Linked DNA regions of Homo sapiens: region 2 is linked to region 1. A link is a contact called in ENCODE Hi-C or POLR2A ChIA-PET data. All regions are on one chromosome and are shown on one strand. Each heading gives the region's core, a stretch centred on a gene start or an enhancer-like site at or near the end of the contact. The rest is flanking DNA. Distances are from core to core; before and after follow the strand shown. Region 1 overlaps TNRC6B (trinucleotide repeat containing adaptor 6B). Region 2 overlaps TNRC6B (trinucleotide repeat containing adaptor 6B).

Region 1 (5,879 bases), core at 849-3,348:
GCAGCGAGGAGCCCCTGAGAAAGAGCAGCACTTCCGGGGACTGAAGCCAGGTTGCTTCGATGCTTTGGGTATGGTCTCTTGCCTCATAACTCACATGGGGAAAGAAAGAGACCATATTTTTCTTTCCTTTTTATCTAAGGCTTTATTTATTTTGTTTTAGAGCAGTTTTAGGATCACAGCCAAATCGAGAGGAAGATACAAAGATTTCTGTCATATCTCCTGCTGCCACACATGAATAGCCTCCACTATTATCAACATCCTCCACCAGAGTGGTGCATTTGTCAAGATTGCTGAACCCCTCCTTATCACCAAAAGTCTGTAGTTTACATTAGAGTTCACTCGGCCTTGTACAGTATATGGTTTTGGACAAATGTATAATGACGGGTATCTACCATTACAGTATCAGAGTCCTCTGCCAGTTCAGTCATCCCTCTTAGCCCCCCACAGACACACACGTTTTTCTTGATAGCTAAGTTGTCTAGAATATATAAATTCCATACACCAAGAAATATCAGAATATAGTATTCTCTAGTAGTCCTTGGTTATCCTGAGTTTTGGTGATGCCTTGTTGGTTTACATCATTACTTCTTAATTACCTGGCGGTCTGGTTGAAATACAAGTTCTGGACCCAGAGGTCTTGGGTGGAGCTTGGACTTTGCATTCTAAAAAGCGTTCATGGATATGGCAGCTTCTAGTCAAAGGACTGCACATTGAATGTCAAGGACTGCAGTCGCTCCCTCCGTATGCTTTAGGATTTTCCTGAGATCCATAGCTCTCTTTCCCTCCCTTCTTCCAGGTGTGTGTTGGGAAACACTACCATCCTTGCTGAGTTTGCCACTGATGATGAAGTCAGCCGCTTTCTGGCACAAGCTCAGCCCCCTACACCTGCAGCAACCCCAAGTGCGCCAGCTGCGGGGTGGCAGTCGCTGGAGACCGGCCAGAACCAGTCAGATCCCGTGGGACCTGCTCTGAATCTTTTTGGTGGGTCCACTGGGCTCGGGCAGTGGAGCAGCAGCGCTGGTGGCAGCAGCGGGGCCGATCTTGCTGGCGCTTCATTGTGGGGGCCCCCAAACTATTCTTCTAGCTTATGGGGAGTCCCAACGGTGGAAGATCCCCATAGGATGGGCAGCCCTGCTCCTTTACTACCTGGTGACCTTCTGGGAGGAGGGTCGGATTCAATCTGAACTTAGAACTTTCAACTCTGACCTCGTGACCTTTTTTGGAACAGCAGCAGCACTAACTTGACCTTTTCGTTTTTTTTTTCAACTTGCAATAAATACATTTTTAAAAGGAAAAAAGAAAACGGAGAGAAAAAAAGGTGGGTCATTGACAGACTGTCTGAGCACATAGTTGCCTCCCTTATAACTTCAGTTTTTTCGTTTGGAATATGAATCCAAAAAGAGAACATATCACTCTTGAAATACTTGAATCATGAACGCCAACCTAGAAAGACAATGTGAAGCAAGTACACATACCATTTAAATTTAAACACAAAAAAATTAAAAAAATTAGTTTCTAGTTTTTCACTTTTTTCATGTTATATGGAAGTTGTTGCTAAGAAACATATATACTGAAAAAAAATAGCTTTTTAACTTTGTTTGCACTGGGTGTGTTTCCGTCCTTAGGTCTACCATGTTTGGGAGGGAGGGAAATTCAAAAGAATTGTTGGGGGAGGGGGGAGGGAAGACTTGACGGAGCCTCACTTTAAAAACAAAAACACAAAAAACCTAAAAAAAAAAAAAAGGAAAAAATTTGTGATTGGCTGGTTGATAAATACCAGTGTGTTCTGGCACATGTAACTGCCCAGGCATGCTCGTTCTGGTGTGTGTGTGCACGTGTGTTCATGTGCATTCGCGTGCATCCTTCTCTGTCTCTGTGTGTGTGCCTGTGTTCTTCCCTTCTCCCCTGCCCCACCCTGACTTCTCAGAAAGCTGCATCGCTGACAGTCTGCAGGCTGGCTGGCCGGCCCATCTGCTTTTTATTTTATTTTTTTAACTATGAGAACACACAGGCCCGGAGAGCCACTGCTACTAAAGCAACTCCATTGGGCTGCATTAAGATGAACAGAGTGCTTTTTAATGATGAAAGCAGGGAGCTCCTTTCCATTTGCAACTTAGCCTGAATGTGGGGTTTCTCTGGCTGTTCTTTTGACCTAGCAGTAGAGTGGAGCACTGCCAAGTCCAAAAAACTAGAGCAGGAGGTACCTCTTGGAGCAACGGTGTGTTTATTTCTGTTTTTTTTTTTTTTTAAGTGAATGGCCACCAGGCACATCTGAGTATCTGTTAAGTTTCATGCAGGCCTTTTCGTTAGTTTGAAATGGGAACGGAAGATAACTTTTGATGATGCGATGTCTCAAAAACAGAGAAACTTTGTTCCCTCTTTCCTTATGATCAGGTTTGAGAAATTCTTCAAAAAATTAGGTGAAGTTGAGTTACATATTTCTGTTGGTTGGTTCTCTTTTTCATTTTATGAAAACAGAAAAGAATAAGTGGTGAGCAGCCTCCTGAAAGCATCTGCAGCTACTCCCTCTGCTCCTTTCTCGCCGAGCGTTACCTGTGCCAGGCCGTGGCGCGTTACAGCACCAGGCCATCACTGACAGAAACGTTTACTTAACGAATGTTCTTAAACCAGTGTGTACTTCAAGCGTTTCCTTTTGTTTCTCTGTGTTGTGTATTTCCTGTGTATGTGGTTTTGCTTAGGCAGGTATAACTTAGCGAAGACTTTTAAGTATTGCACCTTTTTTTGATTTTTGACCTCTTCCCCCCACCTTGTAATTTTGCTTTTTTAATTTCGGTATTTAAATACTTTTTTTTTTTTTTAAGCATCAATGTAGTAGTACTCTGGGCCGAACAGGGGTCAACGTTTAATCTACAGTTATCACCAACATGTATGTACTTATGTCGGAATCAAAATGTATCAAACTGCTTATTGTGAAGAGAATTATAGCAGACCTGAAGGGGGCGAAAAACCAGATAGGGTGGGGGGATGGATGCCGGTGACGTGCTAGCACTTGTGTGGACATCCCAGTCTGCATTATGCTGTTTAACATAAAGTGCCGACATTTTGTACCAGCAAATACCTGCCCATTCCAACCCTTGGTGGGAGCAGACCTCTACTGTCCTCTGTAACTTGCTGCTATTGAGGACAAGGGAGTTTTTCTTTCTTTAGCGTCTTCAGTGAAGGATACAATACAACAATGCCTAATGTATTTGACTTTTTAGCTTGTGTCTGTGTGTAGGTGGGTGGGTGGGTGTGTATAGGAAAAGCCTAAAACAAGTTATTTGCATTTCAGTGGTTTTGTGAGACAAAGAATGGGAAATTCTGTAGCCCTTCTGGCTTACCCTGTTGATTATAAACCTAGCCTCAAAAGAGATTGACAGGCATGACTCAAGTGAGTGTTCACATATACAAGCCTGCATGAGCCCTCTGTGGGTAGGTGGTCACACTTGGCATCTGCAGCATTGACGTGGCCCCGCTGGGTGCCTTGAGCATGCCCTCTTCCTGCTCTGCAATTTGAATCACCACCGTGCCCCTTCCACCACTGTTCCCCATGCAAAAGCTCTGCTTCCAGCAGCCCCCACTGACCGCTCTCTGTGTGGAGCAAAGTGCTGTCGTGCGGTGACCACCAGGTGAAGAGCAGCTTGTATTCAGACATCTAGAGAAGGTTAAATCTTAGTGTCCCTGGGCCAGGAGCATATCCCAAGGCTCCTGCGAGCCAGTGGCGACCCTGTCCACTGCCGCTCTTGGTTCACTGCTGTGTCCTGCCCCACCCTCCTCTCCTCCTGCCTGTTGGTTCCTTGACCTGCACTATGGGTTAGTTGAGTTCCTTACGATACTACGGTGAAAGCCGGGTGCTAGAGCCCCTCTTGTTTACAAGACATAATGAGGGATTTGAAATATGTAAAAATAAACATGAGAAGCTAAAATGTTCTTCCATCATAAGCTTAAAGGGAAAAAAACTAAAAACTTTAAAAAAAAAAGACCAAAAAGTGCGTATATATATACATATAAATATATATTTTAGATGAAGACTAACTCTGGGAGCATTTAACAGTGTTTTTTGTTTCTGTTTTTAACATTTGTTTTCCTGCTTTAAAATTTGCAAGCATTCTCAGGAATTCTAGGGTAGGAAGCCAGTTTTTTGAAGATGGTTTATTTAACCATATCTTATCCTAGAGAGATGGCTGTTTCTTTCCTGTTAATAAACTTTTACAAGTTCCTGAAACTTCAGAAAGTTTAAACAATTTTTACTTAAAAAAATGTAAAAAGAAAAGTCTCCAAACATTATTGTCATACTGGGGATCACACATTTTAAAACACATAGAAATATTTTTTAAAAATTATCAATTTAGCAGCAACAGGTAAATTCATTATCTTAAAAATATGGGAGAAGGATTAAGCTTTGTAAGAGCTCGATCATGGATTCTTTTGAAATTGTGTGTAGTTTAATGGGAGAGTGTTTGGTGTATATAGATGAGAATGCCATCACTTTGTTCCTTTCCATTTGAGACTGAACTGAAATCTCCCCTAGTAATTTTTATTTTTTTAAAGGAACCCTTCTCCTTGTCCCCACAACCCCAGCAACAAAAGAAAGGAAGGAAGGAAGAAACAACAGCTTAAAAAAAAAAGTAATCTGTAAAATAGTACAGTTGGATTGCTGAGAATCTATGTAAAGAGTTAGGAAATATAGGTTAATAATTTTTGGAACAAATTTTAAATATAGGCATTACTAGAGGAAAATTATCTATGGACTGTCCTATTAATGAAGAATGTCTGTCTTACCTCCGTTTGTTTTGGGAGGAGGAGAAAATATAGAAGAATCTAATAAGGAACAAGTGATTTTACTTTTTTAGCTCCCAGCTACTGTTGTGCTCGTTTTAATTGCTGTTTTGAAGATCTGCTGCTTAATTATCCCCATCCCTTAGCCGGAGATGTGGAGTGTTTCCTTTCAGTTTTTGGTGATGTTGAATTCTTTTGTATTCCCTCCTGGGGCCAGGGGTCAGAATTCCCAAGCATGACCACAGCTTCTTTTAAACATTAAGCTTCCCAGTGGGAAGGAAACTCCAGCTCGACAGGTAAAGGGAGTGGGTGGGGTTGCTGCCTGCAATTTCTCTAAAACCGCTTTAGTGCCTTCGTACATACACCCAGACATCCTGAGCAAGGGGGACGCACATGTGTGTGTGTGTGGTCCAGTCACTCCACAGATGTAAGATACTCACCCATAAAGGAAATTGGAGTGGTTCTGGACAGGCCCCAAAGGCAGTGGGCTGAATTTAAAATAAATAAACAAACGTCAAGCAAGTTAATATGCTTATGTCTCAGTAATGTAGAATGCCAAGTTCCTTCCTGTGTCGTGTGCCCTCCATTACTGTGCATTGATTCCTCCAGGTGTGTAATTGTGACAACTGCAGTGATTTGGAAAGTCTCTTTGTCTTGGGCAAATAGAAGGGGTTCCTGTTGTTCTGCTCTTGTCCTTCGTCTCCTCCCCTTTTCCCCCAGACCTCCCCCTTCTTTTTGTCAACTTGCTGGGAGCTTTGCTTTATTGGTTGGCAGTGACCTAAGAACAGGATATGGTGAGGATGTCATGGAAGAGAAGAGCTCTTTCCGTGGTATTCTTTGGCAAGAGCCATGTCTACTAAGAGGTTAGATGACTTCAGTATACTTATAAAATTCAGTGAGAGTGCCTTCTTCTCTTCTACCACACTCTGGCATAGATACAGGCTTGCTGGTCACCTCTCATTACATAGATTTATTTTAAAAACATTTTGATTATGTTAATTTGAGCTTTCCCTTTTTTTTTTTTAACTACTTTTTAAAACACTTGATTACTAGTGGCTTAGAGGTGTGTACATCTCCTGAACATCACAAACTTGGTTTCT
Region 2 (6,450 bases), core at 3,859-6,358, 110 kb before region 1:
AACACCAGGCATTGGCCCCCTCACTGAGCAAGCCTGGTAATGTTATTTGTTCAACATGCAAAATTTGATCTTTAAAAAACAGCTTTGAAAGTAACATGGCTTGGACAGTCTTTTTCTTAAAATTGGTAAGGGAGTTTGTATATCAGTTTCTGCTTCTCTATTCATTGAAAACTGTTAACACTTTGGTAAAAATTATTTTCTTTACCATTTTATACGCACAGCTTTCAGTTGTTAACACTGGTGTAGAATCTAAACTCATTTACACTATTTAAGTTTGCCCCTTTGACTGCAGTGGAGACGGTGTTAGGGCTTAAATAAAGACTGGCTTCAGAAACTATTAACATATTGTTGGTAGCAAACATTCATTGATAACCGTCTTTCCTAGAACTTAATTAAATTGTAAGGAAAATATTCTTTACCTGTCACCTTAGTCCAGGAACCTGGAAATATGCTTGACCAGAGTTTCAAAACCTTGGAAATGACATTTGGGGCTGGGTAATTCTTTGTTGTGGGGGCCATCCAGTGCCTTGTAAGGTGTTTAGCAGCCTCCTAAGCCTTCTACCCACTAGATGCTATTAGCACCCTGCCACCTCAGTCATGACAAACAAATGTCTCTATATATTGTCAGATGTCTCCTGAAGGGCAGAATCATCCTTGCTGAAAACCACTGTCTTACACTCTTCTTTTTCACTTCCCTCCCACATTTAGTCAGTTACCAGCCCTTTTAATACTGCTTCCTGAATATCTTAGTGAGATTTCTTCTTCATCTTCTTCTTCTTTTTTGAGACAGGATCTTGCTTTGTCATCCAGGCTGGAGTGTAGTGGCATGCTCCTGGCTCACTGCAGCCTCAGCCTCCTACGTAGCTGGGACTACAGGTGTGTGCCGCCACGCCAGCTAATTTTTTTATTTTTTGTAGAAAGGAGGTCTTGCCATGTTGGCCAGGCTGGTCTCTAACTCCTGGACTCAAGCGATTCTCCACCTTGGCCTCCCAGAGTATTGGGATTACAGGCATGAGCCACCATGCCCGGCCTGTTCTTTTTTTTCTTTTATTCTCATCGTTCATGTGTTAGTTTGAGTGCTTTTCCCATGCCTGAACTATTCTAGTAGTTCAGGAACACCACCTGTATTGAGTAGCTGATACGTGGTGCTTTACGTATATCATTTGTCGTCCTTGCCACAAACTTACTGTGGCTCTCTGGGTTGTAAGCAACCTAAACCCAGCTCACACTTTTAAACCCAAAGAGGATCTTAGAGGCCTAAGTTACTAGGAAGCCTCGGACTCCTCCCTTCTCTATATTTTGCGGACGTGCTTGCATGTGCTTTGCTTCCTTGTCCTTAGAGCCAGCCGTCCCAGAACGGGACAGCAGAAGGGTGTCTCCAGGAGAACTCCGGCAGCAGTCCTTGGATGGGCCAGTTCTTCAACAAAACTGTTAGGGAGATATCTCCATTTTATATGTCAGGAAATTGAGGCTCTGGGAGGGGGAACCCTGTGCCCCAGGCTACATTGTGGCTAATGCTGGCAGACTGACTGCAAAGCCTGAACTCTTCGTATTACTGTGTGCTGCTTCCTAACTCCTCTTTCCTTTCGTCTGTCTCTTCTCCTGCTGGATAGTCTTTCTTATTTCAAATGTTCGCTTTTGCAATTACAAATGTGGTTGTCTAATTACTTTGCTTAGTAGGTGCCTTCCATGGTTCCTCACCAAGATGAAGTTCAAATTTAGCCTGAAAGACAAAGCCCTTTATATTTGACCTTGCTTATCTTGGAGTTATAGATTTATCTCCTCTCATTTACTTAGTTGTACTTAAGGCTTCAGCTACCCACTGCTTCACAACTTAATGCTTTTGCTTCTGCAGTTTCCTCAACATTGGGGAGTGGTCAAGATCACAGGCCCTAGGGAACAGACTTGGCTCTACCACCTACCACATCTGTGACCTTGGACCCTGTCAGACATGCCCTGCCCACTGCATCCCTTTAGCTGACGCCTGTTCAGGATGCAACGTGGCCCTCACTGGAAAGCCTAGCCTCTTAACCATTTCATTCTTAGCCTCTGTACATAGTGCTGTTAGCACTCTCCTTAGTGAGTATCCTTATTGCCAGGATTTATTATTTTTTAAATGCATACCTTTGGGAACAGATTAGTTTGGGATTTTTGTGGCCTTTGGGTATGGACACAGTTTAAGGTTGTGATCTCTTGTGTACTGAGTTTCTACATACTTCCAGCATGCATAGTGTCCTCTGTGGCTGGGCAGCTTTGCTCCTGCCTCTTGCCCTTCAACAGCTGGGTATTTCTTTTTTGTTTGTTTGTTTTTAATTATTTTTATTTTTATTTTTTATTTTTTGAGACACAGTCTCACTCTGTTGCCCAGGCTGGAGTGCAGTGGTGTGATCTCCTGGGTTCAAGCGATTCTCGTGCCTCAGCCTTCCGAGTACCTGGGATTAATAGGCACGTGCCACCACACCCAGCTAATTTTTGTATTTTTAGTAGAGACGGAGTTTCACCATGTTGGCCAGGCTGGTCTCAAACTCCTGACCTCAAGTGATCTGCCTGCCTCAGCCTCCCAAAGTGCTGGGATTACAGGCGTGAGCCACCGCCGCGCCTGGCCCTAATTTTTAAATTGAATTTCAGTTGCCACATGTGGCTAGTGGCTACCATATTAAACAGGCTAGGTCTCAACTGTTAGTGATAGCTTAACCTTCCTGTTAAATGAGATTTTATGTCTTCTCGTGTATAACTTCTGATATTCTCCTTCCTTTCTTTTATGGAAAACTTTTCTGTATTAAGACTTAAACTCCTGCCACACCTGGAGTAATAAACTTGTGGGAAAACTGAATAAAGTACTAATGCCACTGAACTGTACAGTTAAACACAGTTAAAATGGTAAGTTTTATGTTATATATATTTTACCATAATGGAAAGTCAAAGAGCACATGGTGAAGGGACACAAAGCCTGCAGTGAGAGGCCATCAGGGAGGCTTTCCCAGAGGAGGCGGCACCCTCAGTCTGAGAAGTATTGATACGAGCAGTGACCCCGGGAAAAGAGATGACAAGTGGGTTCTAACTTGGACCTGAAGGGGCTGGAGAACAAGTGGGGTCAGGCCCTGGTGTGGCAGACCGAGGAGATGAGACTTGGCCCATCCAGTCACGGGAAGCCACTGAGGGATTTTAAGCAAGCAAATGACAAGTTTGGATTCCATTTCAAGAAAGATCACTCTGGCTGCTCTGTAGAAAATGTATCAGAGGGTGGCAGAACTGCATCAAGGGAGACATAATCAGGCTAATAACAATCACAGTGATAATAATAGCAGCTAGCATCCCGTGGTGCAGTGGTTCAGGAGGAAATGATGAGTGCCTGGGAGGCTGCATAGAGTGCAGTGATCGCACAGCTAGTAAATGATGGGCTTTGGAAAGATGCCAAGATTTCTGCTTTTGGGGGAAGTCTTTACTCATTTTGCAGTGCACTACTGTATAGGAATAGCTAATCCAAAGTCAACTGATAACTCTTCAAATATGGAAAAAGAACTCGGGTTCATATGACAAATAATGAGAGAATAATATGTAAGCTCTCTTCCTTAAAAAAATAATGTAGACAGGTACCGAGGAGAAAGATGCCTGTGGCTATAAATAAAGGGGTAGCAGGCTGGGCACGGTGGCTCACGCTTGTAATCCCAGCACTTTGGGAGGCCAAGGCAGGCGGATCACGAGGTCAGGAGTTTGAAGCCAGCCTGGCCAACATGGTGAAACCCCATCTCTACTAAAAAATATAAAAACTAGCCGGGCGTGGTGGTGCGCACCTGTAGCCCCAGCTACTCGGGAGGCTGAGGCAGGAGAATCACTTGAACCCAGGGGGCAGAGGTTGCAGTGAGCAGAGATTGCACCACTGCACTCTGGCCTGGGGACTAGAGGGAGACTCCATCTCAAAAAATAAAACATTAAAAAAAAAAGGGTAACATGAGGGATCCTTGTGATGGAACCGTTCTCTCTCTTGACTGGGGTGTTGGTTATAAGTTGTATAGAACTAAATACACACATAAACGAGAGCCTGTCAAACTGGTGAAATCTGAATAAGGTTGGTAGATTTTATCAATGTCAGTTTCTTCGTTGGGATATTATAGTTATGTAAGATATTACCATTAGGGGAAACTGGGTAATGGGCATACAGAATCTCTGTGTGGTATTCCTTGCCTTCTTTCTTTCTGTGGTTTTTTTTTTTATTTTGGACAGAGTTTTTTGACAGAGTTTTGCTCTGTTGCCCAGGCTGGAGTGCAGTGGCATGATCATAGCTCACTTGAACTTCTGGGCTCAGATGATTTTCTGGTCTCAACCTCTTAAGTAGCTAGAACTACAGGCACACACCACCATGCCCAACTAATTATTTTTTATTTTTGTGGAGATAGAGTCTTGCTATATTGCCCAGATTGGTCTCAAACTCTTGGCCTCAAGCGATCCTCCCACCTTGGCCTCCCAAAGTGCTGAGATTACAGGCATGAACCACCACACCCAGCCTTGTGTTGTATTTCTTACAACTGCATGTGTATCTACAATTATCTCAAAAAGTTAAAAGCAAACAAAAAAATTGAATAAAGCAGGTCTCCCTTGGTGCTCCTAGTTTTCAATATTTTTTACTTACCCAGATGTTTCTTCTGTAATAATTTTCTGTGCAATGATTTGTTTTGATCAAGTTTGACACCTTACTAAAGAATACTTAGCTTTCTTTTTTTTTTAACCTTTTAACATCTTTCAAATAAGGATGTATCTTAACAATTCATGGAGACTTAGCATTGAATCACTTTAATTGGTGTCACTTTTTCTTAGTGGCACATGAAATATTGATGTATCTTACAATCACTGGTGTCCTAGATCCGATACATATGATTAGTGAGTCATTCAGCCATGTTGGAAAAGCACAGTAGCTGGTGACAGTTTTGCTAGCTACATTTTTCATGTGTGATTTATCAGTTAAGTGTGTGTTTCTCAGCCCCAAGCCCCCATTCTCTGTGTGTGCTTTTAAAGCTGGGATCCTGCCAGCCACATTTCTCATTGCCATCTGGCTCTTCCTTAGGCAGTGCCAACGGGGCAGGAGAGGGTGACTGCATGGCCGGAGAAGGAAGAAGGAACTTGCTGCTTCCTGTTCCCATGAGGGCACTTGAGCAATGCTTTTTTGCCCCACAGCAGCAGCAGTTCCTTCCTGTAGATGCACCTGAATCCATTTTGCAGTTTTCCCAATACTTGGAGGTCCATCTTCGCTGCATCCTCAGGGGTGTTGACACTGGCCCAAAGCTCCATGGAAGCCTCTTCCCTTTGTTCCCCCAGCCCTGGGGCAGCTCCCACCTCTATAGTACCTTAGTGTTCTCTCTCTCCCCTTTTCAGTGACTAGTTAATAACTTTATGTCTAGTTAACAATTTTTTATATTCTTTGTATGACAATCTGTATGTTAAGATGATGAGTGTGATTTCTGTCTCCTATGTGGACCTCGACTAATACCTCGTGAACAGAGCCACCAGCTCAGCATGGGCTGCATCTCAGCTTCTCCTTCATACATGCTCTGTTCTCTGTAGCCAGTGACCTTTTGAAATGTAAATCTGATATTCCTCCCCTTCAGATCCATCAGTGGATTCCTATGCTCTCAGGTAAAAGAAGAAAATTCTTGCAGGGACGTGAGTGGTCTGGCTCATTTACAAGCCTGGTCTCATCTCACACTTCGCTTCCCTTCATCTTTGTGATGCAGCCACACAGGTCTTATTTTAGCTCCTCAACAGCCACATTGCTTTCTGCTGCATAGCCTTGGCCCATGCCGTTCCCCCTAGTTAGATGCCCCGTCTGCTTCTTACCTAGTCAGCTTTTTCTTTCTTGGGCCTCAGTTTAATTGTAACTTCCTGGGGAACACCCTTTTGGCCTCCCTGGCAAGGTCTGTTCCCCGACCGCATGCACTCCCAGCCCCTCATTTCCCTTATGGCACCCACAGTCTCCGTGAGCATTTGTATGTGCTACTCTCTACAGCAGGCCTCTTTCCCCACCTGCACTATTTAGTTTCATGAGTGCAGGAACTAAGTCAGTGTTTTTTTTCTTGCTGCTGTGCCCCAGAGCTTGGCACATTATATATGCTCGATAAATATTTGTTGAACTAAAAGTAGGAAGAGACCATTTGGTGAATCAGTTTTTACCATAAGCGTGAATCCCATGAACCCAGGACGCAGAGGTTGTAGTGAGTCTAGATGGCGTCACTGCACTCCAGCCTGGGTGACAGAGTGAAACTCTGTCTCAAAAATAAAAAAACAGAAACAAAAACGCAACACCTCTATATTAAGTGGTTCTTTCTAATTTTTTAGAAAGTCTCTCTTGCTGTGCATTTAACTACTTCAGTAAAAATACTGACAAGGAGCCAAACCAGGAGAAAAAATCTACTTATTAAACTGGAAATAATGTATGTTAGGTTGCTGCCTTCTCTA

Evidence for each region. Hi-C counts contacts between places; a loop is a spot of excess contacts on that map. ChIA-PET counts read pairs that join two places held with the same protein, here RNA polymerase II (POLR2A). Pooled maps may share reads with other maps.
Region 2: a loop to region 1 is called in a pooled map, with 1.8 times the contacts of the local background. The contact joins two enhancer-like sites. A Hi-C loop is called at or near these places in 7 of 50 pooled maps. POLR2A ChIA-PET finds 5 or more read pairs at or near these places in 8 of 52 experiments (B cell, GM10248, activated CD4-positive, alpha-beta T cell and 5 more).

The regions. Positions count from the first base shown.
Region 1 is chr22:40,322,058-40,327,936 of GRCh38, forward strand. It overlaps TNRC6B (trinucleotide repeat containing adaptor 6B), which reads left to right. Exons shown (of 23, transcript NM_001162501.2): 23 at 797-5,879. The coding sequence ends at 1,184. Among named protein-coding and RNA genes, the nearest start is that of ADSL, 22 kb to the right of the region's middle. Within about 2 kb of position 2,099, at least 6 of the 41 ENCODE cell types and tissues checked have a DNase peak (open chromatin) inside an H3K27ac peak, as active enhancers do.
Region 2 is chr22:40,210,348-40,216,797 of GRCh38, forward strand. The region is part of intron 1 of TNRC6B (trinucleotide repeat containing adaptor 6B); the gene reads left to right. Among named protein-coding and RNA genes, the nearest start is that of TNRC6B, 36 kb to the left of the region's middle. RefSeq lists an enhancer at 833-932. Within about 2 kb of position 5,109, at least 18 of the 41 ENCODE cell types and tissues checked have a DNase peak (open chromatin) inside an H3K27ac peak, as active enhancers do.